Regions from separate parts of the Mus musculus genome. Here region 1 is linked to region 2. The links are chromatin loops, found by intact Hi-C in ENCODE. Cell type or tissue: left cerebral cortex. All regions are shown on one strand. Each heading gives the region's core, and the rest is flanking DNA. Links, peaks and the distances in the headings are about the cores only. Region 1 overlaps Letm1 (leucine zipper-EF-hand containing transmembrane protein 1). Region 2 overlaps Nsd2 (nuclear receptor binding SET domain protein 2).

What was found. Hi-C counts contacts between places; a loop is a spot of excess contacts. Peaks named below come from ENCODE experiments on the same cell type or tissue, not always from the same donor. Only the 100,000 strongest peaks of a DNase experiment are listed, where the experiment ranks them.
Region 1: a loop joins it to region 2, with 2.2 times the contacts of the local background. A loop is called at or near these places in 2 of 42 quality-filtered maps.

What each region holds. Positions count from the first base shown.
Region 1 is chr5:33,760,427-33,776,786 of GRCm38, forward strand. Letm1 (leucine zipper-EF-hand containing transmembrane protein 1) reads right to left here. Exons shown (of 14, transcript NM_019694.2): 3 at 8,935-9,385; 4 at 2,033-2,176; 5 at 1,154-1,291; 6 at 297-500. It also overlaps the pseudogene Gm30708. Among named protein-coding and RNA genes, the nearest start is that of Letm1, 14 kb to the right of the region's middle. In left cerebral cortex, for the core only: a CTCF peak has its summit at 7,474 (motif pointing right); a DNase peak (open chromatin) is centred at 7,422.
Region 2 is chr5:33,892,240-33,897,239 of GRCm38, forward strand. Nsd2 (nuclear receptor binding SET domain protein 2) reads left to right here. Exons shown (of 21, transcript NM_175231.2): 20 at 1,166-1,370; 21 at 2,667-5,000. The coding sequence ends at 2,938. Among named protein-coding and RNA genes, the nearest start is that of Mir7024, 4.2 kb to the right of the region's middle. In left cerebral cortex, for the core only: a CTCF peak has its summit at 473 (motif pointing right); a DNase peak (open chromatin) is centred at 3,053; H3K27ac peaks cover 604 bases.

The sequences.
Region 1 (16,360 bases), core at 5,238-10,237, 130 kb before region 2:
CCGGCTGCTCTTCCGAAGGTCCAGAGTTCAAATCCCAGCAACCACATGGTGGCTCACAACCATCTATAACAAGATCTGACGCCCTCTTCTGGAGTGTCTGAAGACAGCTACAGTGTACTTACATATAATAAATAAATAAATCTTAAAAAAAAAAAAAGAAAAAAGAAAAATGAGAAGACTGAGCATTGTAGACTGAAAAGGTAACCAAGACACATGGGCAAGACACAAAGACAGTGTCAACCTCACAGTGGCCAGAACAGTGCCCTACAATAGGGGAGGCTTCTGGCCCACCTCACCTTATCATCAGCCTTTATGGACCTCAGGCGCATGGTGAGCTGGAAACGCAGGAAGTTGTTGGTGCCAATGGACTGAAGCTCCAGCAGCTTGCACAGTGCTACCAGCTGAGGCCTCGTGAGGTTATCCAGGGTCAGTTCATCCTCAAACAGTTTGGAAAAACGCATGATTTCCTCATTGCTGGGTCTCTCCCCTGTCTCCCGGATCTGCAGAAGTAATCCCAAGTATTACTCAGCATGCATTCTCCTGTCCCCACAGCTAACCTCTGGTCCCAGCTGGACGGAAGCAAGAGCGAGCAGACGCAGCTCTAGACCACCTACTGCTCTCCGAGCTCTCCCAGGAGCTGTCAGCCTCAGGCAGCTAAGCCTGGGCTGCACCATTATACAGAGGATCAGTACCCGCAGCACCATCCAGGCTGCAGTCTCCCAGGAGCCTGGGCGTGCCAGCTGTGGGACCAGCTCTGCTGTTTTCTTTCCATCAGGGCTGTGGGGCAGTGACCCAAGATCTCATGCCACAACCCCATTTCTCAGTGGCAGGAAGAGGCCACCTTTGTATATACCTATAGCTCCCGTGAGAGGGAATGAGCACAGGGAGTAGGCAGTTAGCTTAAGTTCTGTTCTAGGGGCTTGAGTCTGCTAAGGAGGAGGAGGAAAAGGAGGAAGAGGAGGAGGAAGAAAAGAAAAAAAAGAGGAGAAGGAGGAAGAGGAGGAGGGAAAGGAAGAGGAAGGAGGGAGGAGCAGCAGTAGCAGTTGTGGTGGTGGTGGCAGCGGCGGTAGCAGCGGCAGAAGGAAGGAAGAGGGAAGAAAAGACTCATAGTGCTTGACATTTGAATCATCATGTGACACGGGGAGTACTGCACCTTCTGGAAAAATGCAGAGAAATCTTTGGTGGCATTCCCTTTGGCTGCCTTGTTCTTCAGGGCCATTTCCTCTATGGTGTCCTGGAGAAACTTGGCCAGCTCCAGCTTCACCCTCAGCTCCTTCTTCAGCCTTTCCTCCTGTGAGAGCAAAGTGAAGGTTATACTCTAGTCCTACTCGGACCCTCTGCACGCCACCACTACCTGTCTCTACCATACAAAGTAGGTTCAAAGCCTGCTCAGACTGCTGCTCACTGCAAGAAAAGTCTCCCACATGCCATACCCTTCAAGGAACAAAATCTAAGTAAGATATACTCAAATATTTCTCAAATGGTTCATGTGAATCCCTAGCCCTACCTCAATAGCAGAAGTTGGTAAACTTGTTCCATCAGGGGCCATACAGTGAGGCTTTGGGACCTCTGGGGTCATTTGGTCTGATCAATCACTCGACTCAGCTGGTGCTTCATAAAAGAACCAGTGACACATATGAAACAGTGTGTGGAGGTCTGGATAGAATTTTAGACTCATTTTCTATTTGGTGTGTGTATGTGTATGTTGACTTACATGAGTGTGGACACTGGGTGTGATCAGAGGATACCTTGGTCCTTACCATCTACCTGTTTGAGACAGGGTTTCTTCTTTGTTGCTTGTGACTAGCTGGCACCCCATCTTTTGGGAACTGTCCTGTCTCTACCTTACATTTTGTCATAGGAGCACTGAGGTTAGCGGTGCACTACCCTGCTTGGTTTCTACATGGCTGCAGAGATTTAAGTTTAAGACCTTGTGCTTTCCTGCAAGTATCTCTTTACTTGCTTTGCTATGTCCCCAGTCCTCAGACTAGACTCATTCAAGTGTACTCAAAGTCCCTGTGCCCTTCCTTACCTTGATAGACTGGGTCTCAAATGTAGAGGGCAGCATGTTGGGGAAGAGCTTCACAACTACAGGCAGCAGGAATTCCATGAAGGGCACCACCACGAACACCAGGAAGGGCACTAGACGGAAGAGGTCCGCACAAATCCGGAGAAACTGCAAAGATGTGGGTTCATGAGCAGTGACAGAGCAGGCAGAGGTATTTCTCCCACCCTCACTACAAACTGAGCAACATGGTGAGGTGACTCGAGAGCTCTTGGCAGATACTTCAGAAACCTATTTCTCTCTTAGAATCCAAACTGCATGCCAATGGCCTTCAATAAAAGGGATAGGTACTAACTTACAGGTCACCAGATACACAGAGCATGAAATAAACAAAACAGGCTCAAAAGAAGACAATTTAGATAAGATAACAATCTTCGAAAGATGTCTTGGACCACCCCCTACAAGTAGGGGGCCTGTGAAGTCCTTCAAATGAGTTTATAATTTTCCATAGTGGAGTCTATTACAGGCCATGGTCTAGACAATTTCTTAGATGCTCTAACATCTTAGAAAGTACTCGCTTATTTTTAATGGTTCCAATCTCTATGTATAATTTTATTTTGATTTATTTATGTGTATGAATGTTTTGCTTGTAGGTAGGTAGGTAGGTAGGTAGGCACAGCATGTGTGGCCTGGTTCACAGAGAGGTCAAAAGAGGGTGTCTAAGAGGAGTTAGAGATGGTTGTGAGATTGAATACAGGTCCTCTGCAAGATCATCAAGTGTTCTAAACCACTGAGACATCTCTCCAGCCCCATGGTCTCAGTCATCCTTAGTTGCAACTTTTTACTGGGTTTTCTGGCCCAAGTGCAAGTTTTTCAAGTTTTTTGCTCTTGAACCTCATTATAAATCTGGTAAAAACATCTAGGAATAAACTATTCCACATCCTGACTATGTTTTTCTTGAAATTTCCACTGCAAAAATTAGTCTATAAACTTTAAACTCAAGCTCCCACAGTTTGAAGACACAGATGAAATCTAGACAAGTTCTTTGCCAGAATAGAACATGAATGGCCTCTAGCCCAATTCTCAATCAAGTCCTGTTTCCAACTGAAAATTAATGTTGGTGGCATGCATGTGTGTGCCATGGCCCACAATTGACATTAGGTGTCATTCGTTCATTATTGCTCTCCATCTAATGTTTGAAGAGACCATCTCTGAACCTGGAGCTTGATGTTTCAGCTGTGCTGGCTAACCAGTGGTCCCAAATCCTGCCTGTCTCCACAACCCCAGAGTTTATAGATATGTGCCACCAAGTCCAGCTTTAATGCAGGTGCCAGGAATCTGAACTCCGCCTCATGCTTTACAGCAAATACTTTAGCCCCTGACTAACTACATGATCTTTACTGGCCATATTTCTGTCAGAATTTTGGTCTTCTGAGCTCCTGACAGAATCACTCACTAAGCTCTGTACAAATTATTCCTTATACCATCCCAAAGGCTTAAGAACTGCAGGGTCAGGGTTAATGATGCATGCCCCTGTTTCTGGTATCAACATTCTGTATTAACACATTTTCTTATAACTGACTAAAACACCTGAGAGAACAATTCAGCCAAAGGAAGAATTTATCTTTGCTCATGGTCTCAGAAGTTTCCACCCATCATGGTACCCATGTATTGGCAGAGCAAAGAAGCTCACATCAGGGTAGCCAGGAGGCAACAACAAGGAAGCAGAGAAAGACAGAGTCACAAGGGCAGTGACTCCAGTGATTTATCTCATTTCCTCCACCTAGGGTTAGAGTGCATTAGATTACAGCCCTGACAATCTAATCATTTCTCAATGACTTGACTTTTGTGGGCTCTTGCACACATGTGGTATATATAATACACATAAAAAACATGCATTGTTTCCTTTTTTCTATGATTTATTTTTACTTTATGTACATTGGTGTTTTGACTGTACATTGGTCTGTGTGAGGTGTCAGATCCCCTGAAAATGGAGTTCCTTACAATTGTGAGCTGTCATGTGCTTCTGGAAATTGAACCTGGGTCCTTTGGTAGAGCAGCCAGTGCTCTTAACTGCTGAGCTATCTCGCCAGCCCCAAAAAACATATATTTTAATTAAAAGAATAAAATTTCGCTGGACAGTGGTGGCGCACACCTTTAATCCCAGAACTTGGGAGGCAGAGGCAGGCTGATTTCTGAGTTCGAGGCCAGCCTGGTCTACAGAGTGAGTTCCAGGACAGCAAGGGCTACACAGAGAAACCCTGTCTCGAAAAAAAAAAAAAAAAAAAAACACAAATGAAGGAGAAGAATAAATTTGGGTTGGGGAGCCAGGCATAATGATGGTATGGCATTTGGGAGGGACAAACAAGAGGACTTTGAATTCAAAACCAGCCTGGGTTACACAGTGGGAGTAACGGTGCAGCCTTTTGTCCTGGCTTGAGAGACAGAGACGGGTGGATCCAGATGGATCACTATGAGGTCAAGGCCATTCTGGCCTATATATCAAGTTCCAGGACAGCATTGGCTACATAGTAAAACCCCGTCTAAGGGGATAAAAAGGTAAACAGGGGGAGCAAGATGGCTTACTGATTATGAATACTTGCTGCTCTTGCAGAGGACGCAGGTTCAATTCCCAGCATCCACATGGCAACTTACAACTATCTGTACTTCCAGTCTTAAGAGATCTGATGTCCTCCTCTGGGCTCTGAGGATACAGGCATGCACATACACACATACATACAGGCAAAGCACTCATACACATAAAACAAAAAGAAGTTTTCTAAACACACACACATATTTGATATTGTTAAAAAATGTGACCCTAGTACATCAGTGTCTAGATGGACTTCAATGCAAAAGCAAATCAAGAAGCTAGCTTTCTTTTTTCTTTCTCGGTGTGTGCCAGGAAAGAGCCCAAGGCCTCTTGTATATACATTAAACACGTGCTTTACCACTAACATACTCAGCCCACTGAGCTAGCTCTTTACTGGCGTGCAAAGTGCCGGTGGACAAGTGACATAGAGCTGTAAGGACTGAGAAACCAGAGCCATGTACATACATATATATGATCACACAGCTATTGATGTGTGTGTGTGTATATGGGAAAATGTTCGTGTGAGTGCAGGCTTCTAGAGAGGCCAGCAGTAGGTACAGGGATCCCCAAGGTAGAAGTTACAGGTGGTTGAGAGACAACTGCCTGATACCAGTGCTGGGAGCTGAACTTAGGTTCTCTGCAAGAACAAATCCTCTTCCCTGTAAGTCATTTCTCCAGCTTCAAATAGGGAGTAGGATAGGGGCACCATCCAAATTTTCATACCCAGAAGAGTAGAGGTCTCATACCCTTGTAGGAGCGCTGGTATGTCTTAAGCTCCCACGGGGATGGCTTACCATGCTCATGAGAACTTGGTGACAGCATCTCCCCTACTTCAAAAACACACACAACACAGATACAATAAATGCCCACGTGTGTTATGGCATCAACCACTTCTAGTTTCCTTCTTTTTTCATTTGTTTGTTTATTTTTTGTTTATTGCATCTCACTATGTAGCCCTTCATGGCCTGGAACTCATTATGTAGACCAGGCTGGCCTTGAAGTCACAGAGAGCCTCCTGTCCCTGCCTCCCAACTACTGAGATTAAAGTTGTGTGCACTACCACACCTGGACTACCACTTCCAATCTATGCAGGTTCAGCAGGCATCTGCAAGTGCTGACCAGGCTATAATAAATACACAAGCATGGGCCCACTGCCCATGAAGGGGCCTCAGCCTGCCCAATGCAAAGGTATCACCAGGTGAGAGAGCAGGTTTCTGAACAGCACAAAAGCACACCAGGATCTAACACGGGGCAGCTGGGCTGAGAAAGTAAGGTCAGGCCAAGGCTGGACCACATGGTCAGACTGCCGCTCAGAGGTTGCCTTTGTCTGGGAAGAGGACCGCCAGTATACATCTTACTTCTTTAAAAGGACAGCTGTTCCTGGGGTGCAGTTGGTGGCCCCTCTGCCCACAATGCATGGCAAGAAGGGTAGGAAGTATGAACCACTTGGACCTGGGCTCTGTTTGAGAGTCTGGGTGACTCCTAAGCACCCTGGAAGAACACAGGTTCTGAGGGCGGCCACAGCTTGAGCCTGAGCACCTGCAAAGGTTGTCCATTCTGCTGAGTTGACAGCAGCAGAGGCTTCCCAGAGACATACAAGAGTGGGTTGGGGAGGACCAGCGCTTGTTCTGAACGTGCGTTCTGACTGCACACAGAAAACCAGCAGGAGCACAGTGAGCAGTGAGCGTGGCGGGGAGTGGGGGTGGGGCGGGGGCAGAAGCCCAGGCTGGGTGGGCATAGGTACTGTAAGGACATCAGCTGTAGATGGGCTTTCTGTGTCCTACAAGGGGAGGCAATGCTACCTGGGCCAGATGCCTTGTGATGTTCTACCCTAGGGATAAAGAGTCGCCTGCCTGAGTGGCATACAAATGCTAAATAAGCCCCCAAAGGGCCTGGGATTCAGGACACAGCTAGTGTTCCTCACAAAGTAGTGGCACCCACAGGGTACAAGTTAAGGTCGTGGACCAGGAAAAGAATATCAGTGGGAAAGCTGGAAAACTGAATCAAGTCTGGATATTAGCCAAGTAGAAAGCTAAGCCATGACCATTATGAAACATGAGGGGACTGAGGTGGAGGGTCCAAGCACAGCACTGTCACTTGCTAAGAGTTCTCTATGGATCTAAAGTTATCTTGTTGGAGTGATGTATTTTTACACTGTGTAAAGATGTGTCTCTGTCCTTCCTTGCCTGCCTAAGGCACCTTCTGAATGATTAAAATAAAAACTCTACCTACAGTAGAAGGCAGAATAGTAAGGTGGGACTTCCAGACAGAGGGAAGAATACTGAGAAGGAGCCAGGTGCGGGAGATTCAGCCAGCCAGACACGGAGGAAGAAGCAGGCCAGGAAGGAAGGAGGCAGTTAACTAGCCATGTGGCAGGACTTAAATTAGTATAAAGGGGATAATTGAGTTATGAACAGGTGGGTAACAATGCCTAGCTATAAGGTCAAAAGCTTATAAATAGTCTCCGTGGGAACTGAGGTAGGCATAAAGGTCCACGGTTACATTTGAAAGTAAAAGATTTATTTAAAAATCAAACTAAAGCCCACAAAATAAGTTAGGGAAATCCCCAAGAGCTAGAAACAAAGAGCAGACACAGACCCCCACCTAGGCGTGATCCTACACAGCCCCACGGGTCTCCCAGCACCCAGAGAGAAACGTACAGCACGGAGAAGATGGCTTACCACCGACTTCACCCAGGGTTCCCAGAGTTAAGATTCCTTTGAAAGTAGTACAGAATCACTAAGCAGGGCTGAGATGTAGCACAGTAGGTAGAGTGGTTGCCTGGTGACTGAGAATGGCCCTATAGGCTCAGATATTTGAATGCTTAGTCGCCAGAGGGTGGCACTACTTTCTCAAGATTAGGAGGTGTGCCCTCGTTATAGGAAGTGTGTCACTGGGCTTCGAGGTTCCAAAAGCCAAAGCCAGGCCCAGTCTGTCTGTCTGTCTGTCTGTCTGTCTCTCTCTCTCTCTCTCTCTCTCTCTTTCTATCTTCTTGCAGTCTGTGGATCTGGACATAGAGTCTGCATACCACTGTGCACCCCGCCATGATGATAATGGACTAAGCCTCTGAAACTGTAAGCCAGCCCCAACTGAATGTTTCCTTTTATAAAAGCTGTCTCTTTACAGCAGCAGAATACCAACTAAGACACATGAGTTCAATCCACCCTGGCACTGTATAAGCCAAGCATGGTGGCACAGGTGTATAATCACTTGGAAGGTGGAAGCAAGATCAGAAGTTTAAGGTCAACATAAGCTACATAGTGAGTTTGAGGCTCCCTGAGTTACAGGAGACCATGTCTTAAAAAAAAAAGAAAAAGAAAAAGACAAACAAAAACCATACGGAATCACATACATGCACACAAGTCACTCACCATGGGCAAAGTCCACAATAAAGAATGAACCCATCTCCCACGAATATTAGAAAATAGAAATTCTCATTTTAGGAGTGAAAGATATTCAGAAATGTTAAATACTTAAAAGGAAGAACTAAAAACTAAAAAACAAAACAAAACAAAAAGGACAAAGATCCTACCAAGAAAAAAAAACTGATGGTAACAAGCCAACACACACACACACACACACACACACACCACACACACACACACAGCACTTCTAGAAGTAAAATCCCATGCACACAACAGCCCAGTTGTCGGCTAGGACACTATTTCAGCTGACAGCAGACAGAAAGCAATAGCACTGGGTTACCTAGGTAACCTGAGATCCTTGAGTTCTAGGCTCCTAGGTGGCCAGGACACAGGCACAGCCACCACGTATTTGGTTTAAGACTCCCCTACCCCGACCCCTACTTTTTTAGGATTTATTTTTATTTTCTGTGTATAAATGTTTTACCTGAATGTATGTAAGGGTACTACATGTGTGCCTGGTTTGCAAGGCCCAAAGAAGGTATGGGATTCCCTGAAACTGGTATCACACAGTATAGTTGTAAGCCACTATCTAAGTGCTGGGAATTGAATACAGGTCCTCTGAAAAAACAGCAAGTGTTTTTAATGACTGAGCCATATCTCTAGTCTCAGGAAGGGTCTTTTCATAGCTAAAGGACAGAAGGAATTACATACCAGACCCACAGAGCCAAAGAAATAACTTTAAGAAACTTCTGCAGAGGGACACAGTGTCTCCGAAAAGAAACTAGAGGCAGAAACAGAGACGCCAAAGCTGCAGGAAATCACCAACGGAGGAGACAGTGTGTCAGCACTGGCATGACAACTCACTTGTAGCATGAGCTAGGCTTATGTTTCTATAAACTTCCACTGACGTTTTATCCAGAGGAGTAGAGCATAACCTGCAGCAGATCAAAGGAGCAGGGTGTGTCCCATACCTGCCTGCGCTCCCGGCGGGTCAGCGTATGGCCATTGAGGATGCGCCAGAGCATCCGGGCAGCGATCTTGGTGTCGATCCAGAGCAGGCGGAAGCCATGGTAGTAGTGCCTCAGCTCATCCAGTACCTTCTGCCCGAGGGATTTCCTCACCACCACCTGCGCGGGCGGGCTGTACACGGGGCCGCCCTCCTCCAGCTTCTTATTCTTGTCTTTTAAGGACTTAAGGGACTTCTCTATCACAGAGTCCTCTCCTAGCGGAGATGATGAGTGCCAGCCGCGCACAGGAAGGTACTGAGGTCCCGTAACCACCAGCCTTGCAGAGGCAGGTGTCCATGTTGTTCTTGCTGCGGTGCCCTGGCACTCAGGCCTCTGAGTCCAACAGCTGAGGGGCTCACCTTTGAAGCAGAGGTACACAGGGTGGGCTGGAGTACAGCAACGAGACAGAACACTCCTTGAAAAGGAAAAAAACACAAAAGCAGCAATGAGAAATTTCCACCTATCTGACCACTCAGCACCAAACATCAACCTATACTTCATGGTGGATCGAAGTATGTAAGTACCTGCTTTCTTGGAGGGAGCCTTTGGGAGGGCTTCATGTGAAGCTAGGACCTGAGCCTCATTGGCCTAACTCATAAGTCCCCCAAGACACACATCAGTAGTGTGACATGTACACACAGCAGAGCTTGACCAGACTCTACCTAACCCCTGGCACGGGACGTAGGGTTTGAGGATATGGGGTACAGAGTCAAGAGTCTGTTCAGTTTGGATATTCTCTCTCAACAAGTGACTCTTGGTTGACAGAAGGCACTAGAGTAAAAGGGAAATCCCAAAGAAGAGTCCAGGGCCCATCCCTTACCTGTCTCTAGCATGACGCCCCACCTCTGTCCACTTCTCCCTTAGTATACTCTTTGAGGAACGTACCTATCCAACACCTGCCACAGAGGGATGAGAGGCACATATGTCATCAGGCCTACACCTCTTCACCAGAATGAAGGCTACATAATGGCCCTAAAAAAGGTGAGGCCACAGCCAGAAGCTGTTAGCTAAGAACCTTAGACTTCTCTGTCCACACTGGATCAGGCTCACAGGGCTGCCTGGAACCCAAGTAGTGCCCACTCACAGCGTGATGACAAATAAGACCAACTGCAGAGGAGATAGTGCCTAGCTAGCCCGGAGCTGAGAGTTATACCGCAAGGCCTTTTCCAGAGCCCACACGGAGCCACGGTCAGCACTGAGCTTACCATTTGACATAAACAACCGATCTGTACAGTCCTCCTCAAGGTCTGAAATGTACATTAGCAACCTCTCCCTACCAGTGATTAACAGTTCCATCTCTAGGCGGCCACAAACTCCAAATTTACTCTAGAGATCTGTGGTGGGTTCCCACAACCCCCTTTCTCTGCCTCTAGCACTTGGCTAGATTCCCGTGTGAGGACTGGAGCTCTGAAGTAGATTGTCCATAGTAGGCTTAAAAGCTGCAGCTCTGGGCTGTGAAATGGTTCAGTGAATAAATATGACTGCTGCCAAGCCTGACGACCTGAGTTAGACCCCTGGGACCCACAGGTAAGAGAAAACCAATTCCTGTAAGTAAACGTCCTCTATTTCTATCCTGGTGCCATGACATGCACCTCTGCTACACACAATAAACACCCTGGGCTACAGAGCAATTCAGTGAGCCAGTATTGACTTAGTAAAATCCATGTCTCAAGCAACAACACCACATACACACACACACACACACACACACACACACACAAAATGTTGGCCCACTTGCTATAACTGCAATAATGTCATAACTCAGGAGCTTCCTCTGTAATCTCATATTAAAATACACCTACCACAAAGGGAGCCAAAAGTGGTGGCCCTGTCAAGGCAATGGGAAGCATGGTATGACTTTCCAGAGCTACAGTCCCCTCATAGGCAGGCTCATGTAAGATCAGTGATATGCATGGCCTCAGCTCAGTGTGTGGTGTCCAGTGAAAGCTGGCAAAGAGCACCATCAGCCCACAAAGAATCCAAGCATGGGACTCACTGGGGTCCAAAGCTCCAGCTGCAAGCTCAGCTCTGGTGCCATCATTGGTTACAGCACTCCCCAAACCCCAACTTTGTACTCTGTCACAGACCATAAGCCCACACTGATCTTACAGCAAGCAGAGAAGAGTGGTACAGACATGTCTGTGGACGAGTGAAGACAACAAGAAAGTGTCTGTGAGCATGTAAGCCAGTCCTCTTAATCTGTCTCCCTGGGGTCCTGTAAAGTGCTGTCAATCTCTTTCCAATTCCCACCCGCTCCATAGCTCCACACCTCTGCATTTCCCTGGCTCTGCAATCTTGAGGCTGTGAAGAGACCCCTGAATCAACTCTTTCCTGAACCACAGTGTTACATCACTCAGGGTGAGGCCACATGGAACAAGACAGAGTCCAATCAGCTCCAGAGTGCCACGCAGCTACTTACCAACAGAGAGATGCAGGCCCTACTTCCTACCTTACCTTGCTTGGCCTCACCTCCAAATACAGGGGAAGACAGCTCTGCACATGGGACAAGTACATCATCAGACTTAAACATCAATTTCCCATCCTCAGTGAGGAAGAGTGTGGCTTCCACAGAAGGCTTGATGTCTGCAGGTGTACGGACCAACAAGCCAAGGCAAAGACACATACATATACAAAGATGAAGCAGGCAACACAGCACTCTGGGTAACGGCTGGGTCAAGATCTTGCTCTTAAAGTCAGAGTTTGTTGTTGTTGTTGTTGAAGGGTGAGTCCATCCTTCCATCTCGTGGCTCTCAGGTGTCAAACTCAGGTCAACAGGCTTGGGATCAGGCCTGCACCACTGAGCCACCATCACTGTCGCCTCAGACAGGCTCCTAACTATTGTTATTAACGCGTAATGTTTTGCCATTTCAAACAGTAGCAAGTCACAGGATAAGGTTTTTTTGTTTGTCTGGCAGTCCTAAGAACAGAACCCAGGCCTCCCACGTGCTAGGGCAAGTGCTAAACACTAAGCTCCACCCCAGGCCAAAGGATATAATAATATTCTTACACTTTCTACTGATCCAGAACTAATGTTGGTGCTGCTGGTGTTCAACTAGCACTAGTGCAGGGGCTGGACCACGGGCCCAGCTTCCATTGTCCCTCTCCAACTTCCTCTGGTTTTTACCTTTCTCATTTTAAAATCACCTGCCAAATGGAGTGAAACAGCACCAATCAAACGCAATATTTCAACAAGAAATAGACTGCTGGAGCTGGCAAGATGGCTTAGTGGGTAAGGATGGTTGTCATCGAGTCTCATGCTTAGTTCAATCCCCCAGAGGTCCACACAGTAGAGGAGAGAACTGACTTCTACAGTTTGTCCTTGATCTCCACATATGCACCATAGCATAGGTTCACCCATATACATGTTCCTGCCCCCCAAAATAAGTAAATAAGTAAGTAAGTAAGTAAATGTTAAGAAAAGAGAGAGAGACATACACATTGACACTGGGCAGGGTGGTTGACCACTAACACAAAGCACCCATCCACATATATTACAAAGCTGGGAATCTTAGCAAGGGTGATAGTTTATATAAGGGTCCTGAGCCTTTGTCCTGCCCAGCTTCAATGTCCAGCCTTTGTGTAGGATCAGGAAGACTAAGGAGTATTTACAAAGGATGAGCTTGTATGATCCTTACGCTATCAGCTACATATTCTCAGCTATCTGGCAGGCAAGAACAGGAATAGGGCACACGGACTGACATACATATACACACTTGCATACACACACACACACACATACACACACACACAGACACACATACACGGGTGGTGTGGAAGGGGAGGACACGGATACCTCTTCTGCTGTCAAGTGTTTCTAACTCTAATAAACATTATACAAACGTCAGAGGTATGCCCACAGGCCATTCCCACAAGAACAACTTCCTTGAGCCACTCCAGAGCCTCTAAACACAGGCTACCCCTAGAAAGGCACAAAGCAAGCTAGCAGCCACATGAGAGGCCTAGACAGAAAGGACACCAACCAGGATAAGCCACTCTGTTCTTCAGGAAGTGATGTTAAGAGTCAAGTCATCCTCAGCACAAAGGAAGAACAACAGAGTAGTAATTTTAACAGAGTAAATTTCCAAAATCAAGACCTGATTCCAGAAGTGCAGACAAGTCTACTTAGAGACTTGGTTATACCACATCAGACTACACTTGCTTCCTGGCTGAGGAACTAGATGACACATAAAAAACAGTAAAGTGCCTGGTTCCAGCTCATGACATGAGACTCTGAGCTTAGACGTCATTATATGCTGGGCTTATGCTCTGCAGGGATGCCCTTAGCATGGTATAATTTCCCAGAGCAAATTTTGCCACTGTGAGCACTAAATGTAGAGTAGGCTAGATGGCTCAGCAGACACAGGCACTTGCTAGCTAGCCAGCCTAATGACTTAATTCACCCCTGAGATCTGCATGGCAGAAGGAAAGATCCATTACACCAAGTTGTCCTCTGGCCTCCACGCCTACATTATAATGTATACACACACACACACACACACACACACACACACACACACACACACACATACACTGAAGAACCAAATACTGGAAGCTGGCAAGAAGGCTCAAGGTAAAGGTGATTGCTACTAAACCTGGAGACCATAGTTCAATCCCCGGGACCTATAAGGTGGAAGAAAAGAATCAACTCCCAAAAGTTGTTCTTTGACTGGAAATACACATGATGGTACATGCACACTCATACACATAGATACTCTGTATGTATATAAATATAAACATGTAGACAGACAGACAGCCAGCATGGTGGTGCACTCCTTTAATTGTAGCACACAGGAGGCAGAGGAGGGTGAATCTCTAAATTTGAGGCCAGCCTGGTTTACATAGTGAGTTCTAAGATAGCCTGGGCTACAAAGAAGAGACCTGTCTCAAAAACAAAACAAATAAATAAACAAACAAACAAACAAACAAACACACACAATGAATTGATACCAATGTGTACCTTCCCATTACAAGTCACCTCCAGGACTCAAGATTTCTTTCTTTTTAAAAAACAACAAGGGTTTTTAAAAAAACCCTTCTGAGGGTTCTGTGAGTTAGACTCAGGAATCCTTTTAAGATTTATTTATGTGCAATATTTTGCTTGCATGTTTATGTATCATGTGCATGTTAGGTGGCCACAGAAGACAAGGGAGGGCACTGGACCCTATGAAATGAAGTTGGTTGTGTGGGAATGGAACCTGGGCTCTCTGTAAGAATAGCAATATTCATAGCCAATGAACCATCTCTGTAACTCCAAGATTCAAGAATTCCTGCACGGGTTAGAGAGGTGGCTCAGTCGGTGAAGCGCTTGCCTGAGAAGCTGGGTTTGGATCCTCGGCACCGGTGTCAAAGCTGGGTACAGTGGTGTGCACCTGCAATCCCACTCCAGGGGAGAGAGGGACAAGGCAGACCACTAGTGCTCACTGGCCGGCCGGCCTAGCACAGTCAGTAAACTCCACATCCACTGAGAGCATGGTCAAGGAAGACAGTCCATGGTACCTTCCTTCCACCTTAGACCATGGCCAAGGTCATCCATAACTTTTTGGAGAAGGCACCGTTGATGGTGGCCGCTGCCGTGACTGACTCGAAGCCTTGACTGGCCACATTTTGGCACTACGCCGAGGTTGAGCTGGTTCCCAGCAACCCCTGGTGAAATCCCTACAGCTATTCAGAGCGTGAAAAAAATACCTCAAAGTGCTAAAACTGGTAACTTCAAACACCTTACAGTTAAGGAAGCTGTGCTGAATGGTTTGGTGGCCACTGAGGTATGGATGTAGTTTTATCTCAGAGAGACCACAAGCAAACGTGGCATTGTTGGCTATGATGTCTGGAGACCAATCTTTAATTTCTGATTTGAGTTCTTACTTGAATGCACTTGGATCATGTGTAACAGGACTACTATCTGAATAAAATACTAGCTGTTGGAAAAAAAAAGACAGTCCATGTTATCCTGTGCCTTCCACATGCACATACTAGCACCCACATACAAGTGCTTACTCAAGTGCATTACAATATGCATACACACAAAGATTTCTTACACTGCGTAGCTAAAATGAAAGATTCTGCTGCTCATCCATAAGTGCTGCTTTAAAATATGTAAGCTGCTCAACAGAACTTCATAGTTATTAGCTTTTAAAGCAAAGGTCCAAAATAGTTAAAAGAAAAAAGTTAAAGCTGGGCATGGTGGGACTGGGAGGCAGAGTGGAGTTTGGGATTAGCCTGGATCACATCATGAGATGTCTCACACCAAACAAGGCCTGGGATGGAGAACACCCGCCTGGCAGGACAAGGACCTGGTTTTGATTCCCAGCACAGAAAAGAATTTTTTTAAATGAATAAAGCACAGTTCTTTACATTCTAATATGAATCTTAAAAATCTTAAATGCCAAAAAGGTACTTGACAGGTGTAACATATATTCTTTTTTGTTTTGTTTTGGAGACAGGGTTTCTCTGTATAGCCCTGGCTGTCCTGGAACTCACTTTGTAGACCAGGCTGGCCTTGAACTCAGAAATCTGCCTTGCCTCTGCCTCCCAAGTGCTGGGATTAAAGGCATGCACCACCACCGCCCGGCGTAGCATATATTCTTAATGAGAACACTTTAAAGTAAGAATGAGCAGCTGGGTAGATAAAGAAAGCCCATGACGAGGTCTGCTAAGATGGCCTGAGGTGGCTGTGCTGTATGCCTGGCTGAAGCTGGCCTGAGGCAGAGCTTCCTGCTGAAGCAGGCCCTGAAATTACAGAGTCACAGGCACTGGGACTGGTACTGCTGGTGCCAACAAGATTGCAGCCATAACCTGAACTTGTGCTACCAAGTGAGCTGAGCAGCAAGCAAACACAGTGATGTGAAGTGGCCGAACTAAACTATTACCATAGACTGGCAGGAGCAAGAGCTTGGCAGGACGGTGGAAAAGGAGAGTGAGGGCAGACCACACCTGGGAGCTGCCTTAGAGGCCAAGGTCGGGACCTAACAAATGATGCTTTTTCCGAAAGAGAAGGGAAAAGGATTTTTTGGGGGGAAAAGGGGTAGTGGGGGGAAACAGGATCTGACTAATAGGTCTGGCTGGCCTAGAACTCATAAAGATCTGCCTGCTTCTGCTGGAACTAAAGACATGTGCTACCAGCCTGACTACCATCACTATTCTAACCAAAAATCTTGGAGATGAGGAAATAGGATCAAGGGCCAACCTTCTGTTTAAAACAAAACAAAACAAAAAACAAAATGAAACGTTACTCTTGGGGCTGAGGATGTGCTTGTAGGTAGAGTGCACATCTAACAAGCCCAGGGTCTTAGGTCCTAGTCCCAACTCCACAAAACAAAACAGAAAGCTGCCAATCTCCAGTGGTTTGGTAGGTTTCATGACATTTCCATTTCTTTCAGACTGGAAGCATGGT
Region 2 (5,000 bases), core at 1-5,000:
TTCTGTGAGAATTATCCTAATGAAGCACCAACAGATGTGTGGCTTAAATATCAAGAACGTAGACTCAGTCTTGAACACAGGTAAGGTGAAATCAGAGTTATTGACAGGACCATGTTTGCTCAAAAGTTTCAAGAGTCTGTAAGGCCTCCTTCCCGCTCCTGTTGATGACTGGTGTTTCTTAGGTTGTGCAAGCCTTATCCTGGTGTTGCATTGCTTCACTTGAGGCTCCATGTGGTTGGTGTCTATCTTGACCATTGCCTCCACTGCCTTGCTACCTTTTTGTTGTTTGCATTGCTGTATGTAGGTCCCAGAGCCCATGCCTGCTAGGCAAGTGCTCTCCGGAGTTACAGCTTTTGGACACCAGTCCCTTTCAAGTTGATTGCAAGCCATGCTTACTTGATGTGCCAGTGTTGATTTTTATTGTATTTTTAAAATTTCTTTATTTTTTATATATGATGAGGACACTGTCACTGTCTTCAGACACACCAGAAGAGGGCATCGGATCCTATTACACATGGTGGTGAGCCACCATGTGGTTGCTAGGATTTGAATTCAGTCAGTGCTCTTAGCCACTGAGCCATCTCTTTAGCTCTTGTAACTTCATTCACAATGACTTCTAAAATTACGTTTCCAAGGTCCTTGGGAGAATATGAATTTTGGGGTACCCCTTACATGCAAAAGGCCAAGGCTATCATGGGCATCTCTACCCTGAGCTGTAGAATGAGCTCATCCTCTAGATATATTCTGAAGGACAGCTGCTTTGACACTGGGTTGCCCTTATCTGTGCTGCTTATAATTGAATTCTTAGCTAAGAGAAGTTCCTAACAGGTCAGTACTCTGACGTCTTTGTTAGCAGATCCCATGCATGACATTATTGAGCCTGTATATTGTGTCTTCTGTCTTAGCAGGAGTTGCTTAAGGTGTAGTGGATCATCCCCTTGGCCATGACCTTCTTCTCTGTGTAGGGAGTATACCCTTTTGTGGTGCTAGAAATGGAACCTACAGCCTTGAGCTACATTTCTAGCTCAGGCACCCTTATGTTGGAACACCCTAGGGATCTGTAATGTCCCTCTGGACCTTGCTTTTTGGGCATCTGTGTAGTTTGTCTTTTTATTACTGCTTCAGTTTGAATTTTATGAGAACTATGCTTAATTCTTAATTCTAGACATCAGCATCCCTTTCATCAGAGGAAAAGGGTAAAAAGGCCAAGAAGAAAACCAGAAGGCGCAGAGCCAAGGGTGAAGGAAAACGGCAGTCAGAGGATGAGTGCTTCCGCTGTGGTGATGGTGGGCAGCTGGTGCTGTGTGACCGCAAGTTCTGTACCAAGGCCTACCACCTATCCTGCCTCGGTTTGGGCAAGCGGCCCTTTGGTAGGTGTCCAGCACCCAGCCAGTTTCTGATGACTTACAGAGGGCTTGCCTGCTGTTCTTACTAGGACTTTCTTTACTGACTGGACCTTCCTTACCAGGTTGCAAATTCATGGGAAGGTCAGGTGGTAAATGTCTCCAGGCCAGGGGACCTGCTGAAGTCTAGGATGGGGTCAGGCAGTAGCTTTCTAAGCCCAGTGTAGAGTGGTCATTTCATTAGCACCAAGATCCAAAGTGGTATGCACCAGGCAGGACGATATTGGAAAAGACAGGTTCCACTGCAGCAGCCTCACTAAGACTAGTCTCAGTGACTGGAGGACCTGGTTGTTAGGCACCTCACCTAACTCCCTCTCAAGGACTTACAGGCACTGTCTGTCCCTAGAGATGACATTAGAGTTAGCAGGAATTGCTATTTAAGATGGAGCCACACAGATTTGGCTCTCTGGAAGACAATAGAATAGGCTTTGTGTCTTACTACCTCTACATCATACTCAAGAGATCATAGCATCGGGATGAAATACAAAGATTTCACTCAAAGACCAGAAATGGCTTTACATATCTGTAGTGGATTTGACAGCTATCCTTAATTCTAACAAAGAGCTTGAGAGATTTATATCTAAGCAGAAAACTGGTTCCTTATAGTAGGCAAAGCACAAGCCAGGCATAATGGCTTACAACTTTAATCTGACCACTTGGGAAGCAGAGGCTGGTGGATTTCTGAGTTCAAGACCAGCCTGCTCTAGGATATTCAGAGGTACACAAAGGAACCCTGTCTCAATTTTTAAAATGGGGAGGGGGCAGGTCAGGGCCACTGCCATCAGTAGACACCTGCTAGTGTTAGTGTGCTGTGTCTGGTGTGATGCTGCAGTTGGCAGGATGTATGCTGTAGTCCGCAGCACTTAGTACCTGCCTGGCCTTTGAGCACCAATTACAAGCTTCTCTCTGGCAACGGAAATGAAAAGCAGGCTCTTGTGTTAATTTGTATTTATTTGACTAGCCAAATAAAAAAGTGATTTTAAGTTAGGTATGCTGATATGTCCCAGTTGGCCCACCAACTCAAGGCTGAAGCAGGAGGATGGCTAGTTATAAAGATCCCGGTCACCTTGAGGAACATATTGAGATGGGTATCTCTTGTAAGAAAAATAAGACTATGGATGGATATCAGCTCAATGCTACAGCACATGCTTGTGGCCCTGGGTTCAGTCCCTAGTACCCCTCAAAAAACATTCTTCTCCACCCTGAATATACTGAAACTTTGAATCTGTTACTTCCATTTGCTGATAGTGTGCTTTATTGCAGGGAAGTGGGAATGTCCTTGGCATCACTGTGATGTATGTGGCAAACCTTCTACCTCATTTTGCCACCTCTGCCCCAACTCATTCTGTAAGGAACACCAAGATGGGACTGCTTTCCGTTCCACCCAGGATGGGCAGTCCTACTGCTGTGAGCATGACTTGAGGGCAGACTCTTCAAGTAGCACCAAGACTGAGAAACCCTTTCCAGAATCACTGAAGTCAAAAGGAAAGAGGAAGAAAAGGCGGTGCTGGCGAAGGGTCACAGATGGCAAATAGCGCTTGGTCAGATCCTGGGGTGGTGTGGGGCAGCCAGCCCTGCAGACAGTGGGAAGGCAAGCACGGCACCCACCCCAAGGACCCAGCTCCTAGCGCTGTGTATAGGCCTGCTTGGGTGGGAGGCAGCTCCTCCCACCACTGAGCCATCCTCAGCAGCTGCGCTGCGTCTGCACTGATGCCTGTCAGCTGCAGGCAGGCTTGGTGGGCCAGGATAAACAAGCCTTACTACACAGCGCCACCTCTACACTTGAATCTGAGACCCAGCGTCAAGGTGCCCTCCCATTTCTATTTTAGATTAAAGTTATGATTGAAGATTAACTGGCATGTGAAATGCTTTTATCTTACCTGAAACAAAGAATTTTCTAAAGGTCACCATTAGCTCTGTCCTGATGGTGCAGGCTTCTATTCACATACTGCCCACCTACTCAGGGCAGACTGGGCCTCCAGCCCTGGGCTCCTTCCGATCAGGATTGGTAATTCTTCTGTTTGAAATAGCCTATGTTCTTTGTATTAATGTGAATTTTTCCTCAAAGTGCTTTGTTTCCACTTTGAGTGGTTGTGGTGTTGTAAGATTCCTCTCGTGGCTTCCCTGTTTGTGGACATGACCAGTGACAGCAGTGTGGCCTGTGGAGCAGAGCAGCTGCCTTTGTTTTGCCTGTTTTTCTCTAATGTCTTCTGAAAACCTTGTACATTTTCGTCACTTGGTATGTTTCTGACATTTATTCCCAACATACTTTTGCTAAAACACATTACCAGCTAAACTGTATCTGAGTTGTCGGGCAGATATAAACTATTGAGCACAGAGGGAGGTAACCACAGTATCTGGGGTGGGGGTGGGGGGGTGGCACAAGGCAGCCTGAAACCTAGGCTAATGCTTTCTGTTTGGTGCATTTGTTTTTGGAGCCTAAAGCTGGTTGCCCGTTCTCTCTCCACCTGGTTTCATGGTGGTCAAGACTGATGGTATCTGTTTCCCTGTGAGATTTAAGTGATTTATTTTAAAGGTCCAGCTCAAGGACTACTAGACTGTCTGTCCTTTGGCTTGCTTCTGCCTTCCCAGGCCTTGGAGAGCTTGGGACACCAAGAAAGGAAACCTCATGCTTTCTTTCTATTGGGAGGGAAGGTGCACACAATGCATCAACAATGGATGGCTTTGGAAAAACCACAAAGTTAAACTAGCCATTAAGTCCCCAAGGTTTGCTACTCACTGCTGTCCTGCTGCTCTCTAGCCTTGTAGAACTGCAGTCTCCATTTGAACCAGGACTGAGTACTCTTAGTGGTCAGCATCAGTCATGACACCCGAAAGCCGAGCATGTCGTGAGCACTGATCAGAGACCACTCCTTTGGCACTTCTATAGTAGTCCCCCAAAAGTTGAAGCAGCTTTGCAGGCAGCCTGTTGCTTCCATAGGCACAGGCCTAGTTACCTCTGGAGACGCCTATTTGACTGGACAAGGTCAGGAACACTTTTCAGTTTAGAATTTAATCTGGCTCAAATTGCTCTATAAAAATACTAGACTAGTTCATAAAGTTCTGTTACTTATGGTCCCAATTTGAAAGGCTGATGTAGTGATAGGCCACATAGCCTCCTCACATGCACATGGCCCCCAGGCTCCATGGTGGGCCCATCTTGTCCCAAACCATCCTTTCCTACCAGCTGAGTAGCTTCTGCGGAAGAGAACAGCAGCAGAGCTGATTCTGCAGTACACTTTGGGAACAAATTAACTTTAAAAAAAAAACTTAAGTAAAATCTTGGGATTTTTGGTTCCAAATTATTTTATAGTCTTTCTGAAGGAAATGATTGTGGACATGTTAAGACAGTTTCCCCTTTCTAAAAGTATTAATGAATAATAACACTAACTCTAAAAACCAACCGAAGACCTATTTACAAATCTGGGGTGATTGGCCTTTCCAACAGGCCTAGGGCTGTGACTCTGGGTGTGATAGGTGTCCTGAATCTGACAGAGATGTTTCTTTCTGAATATCAACTCCAGTTTCTTCTTCCTTAATGTGACATAAACAAATGAAAACTGCCCATCTTCCATACTACTCAGGAGCCTTGGCATC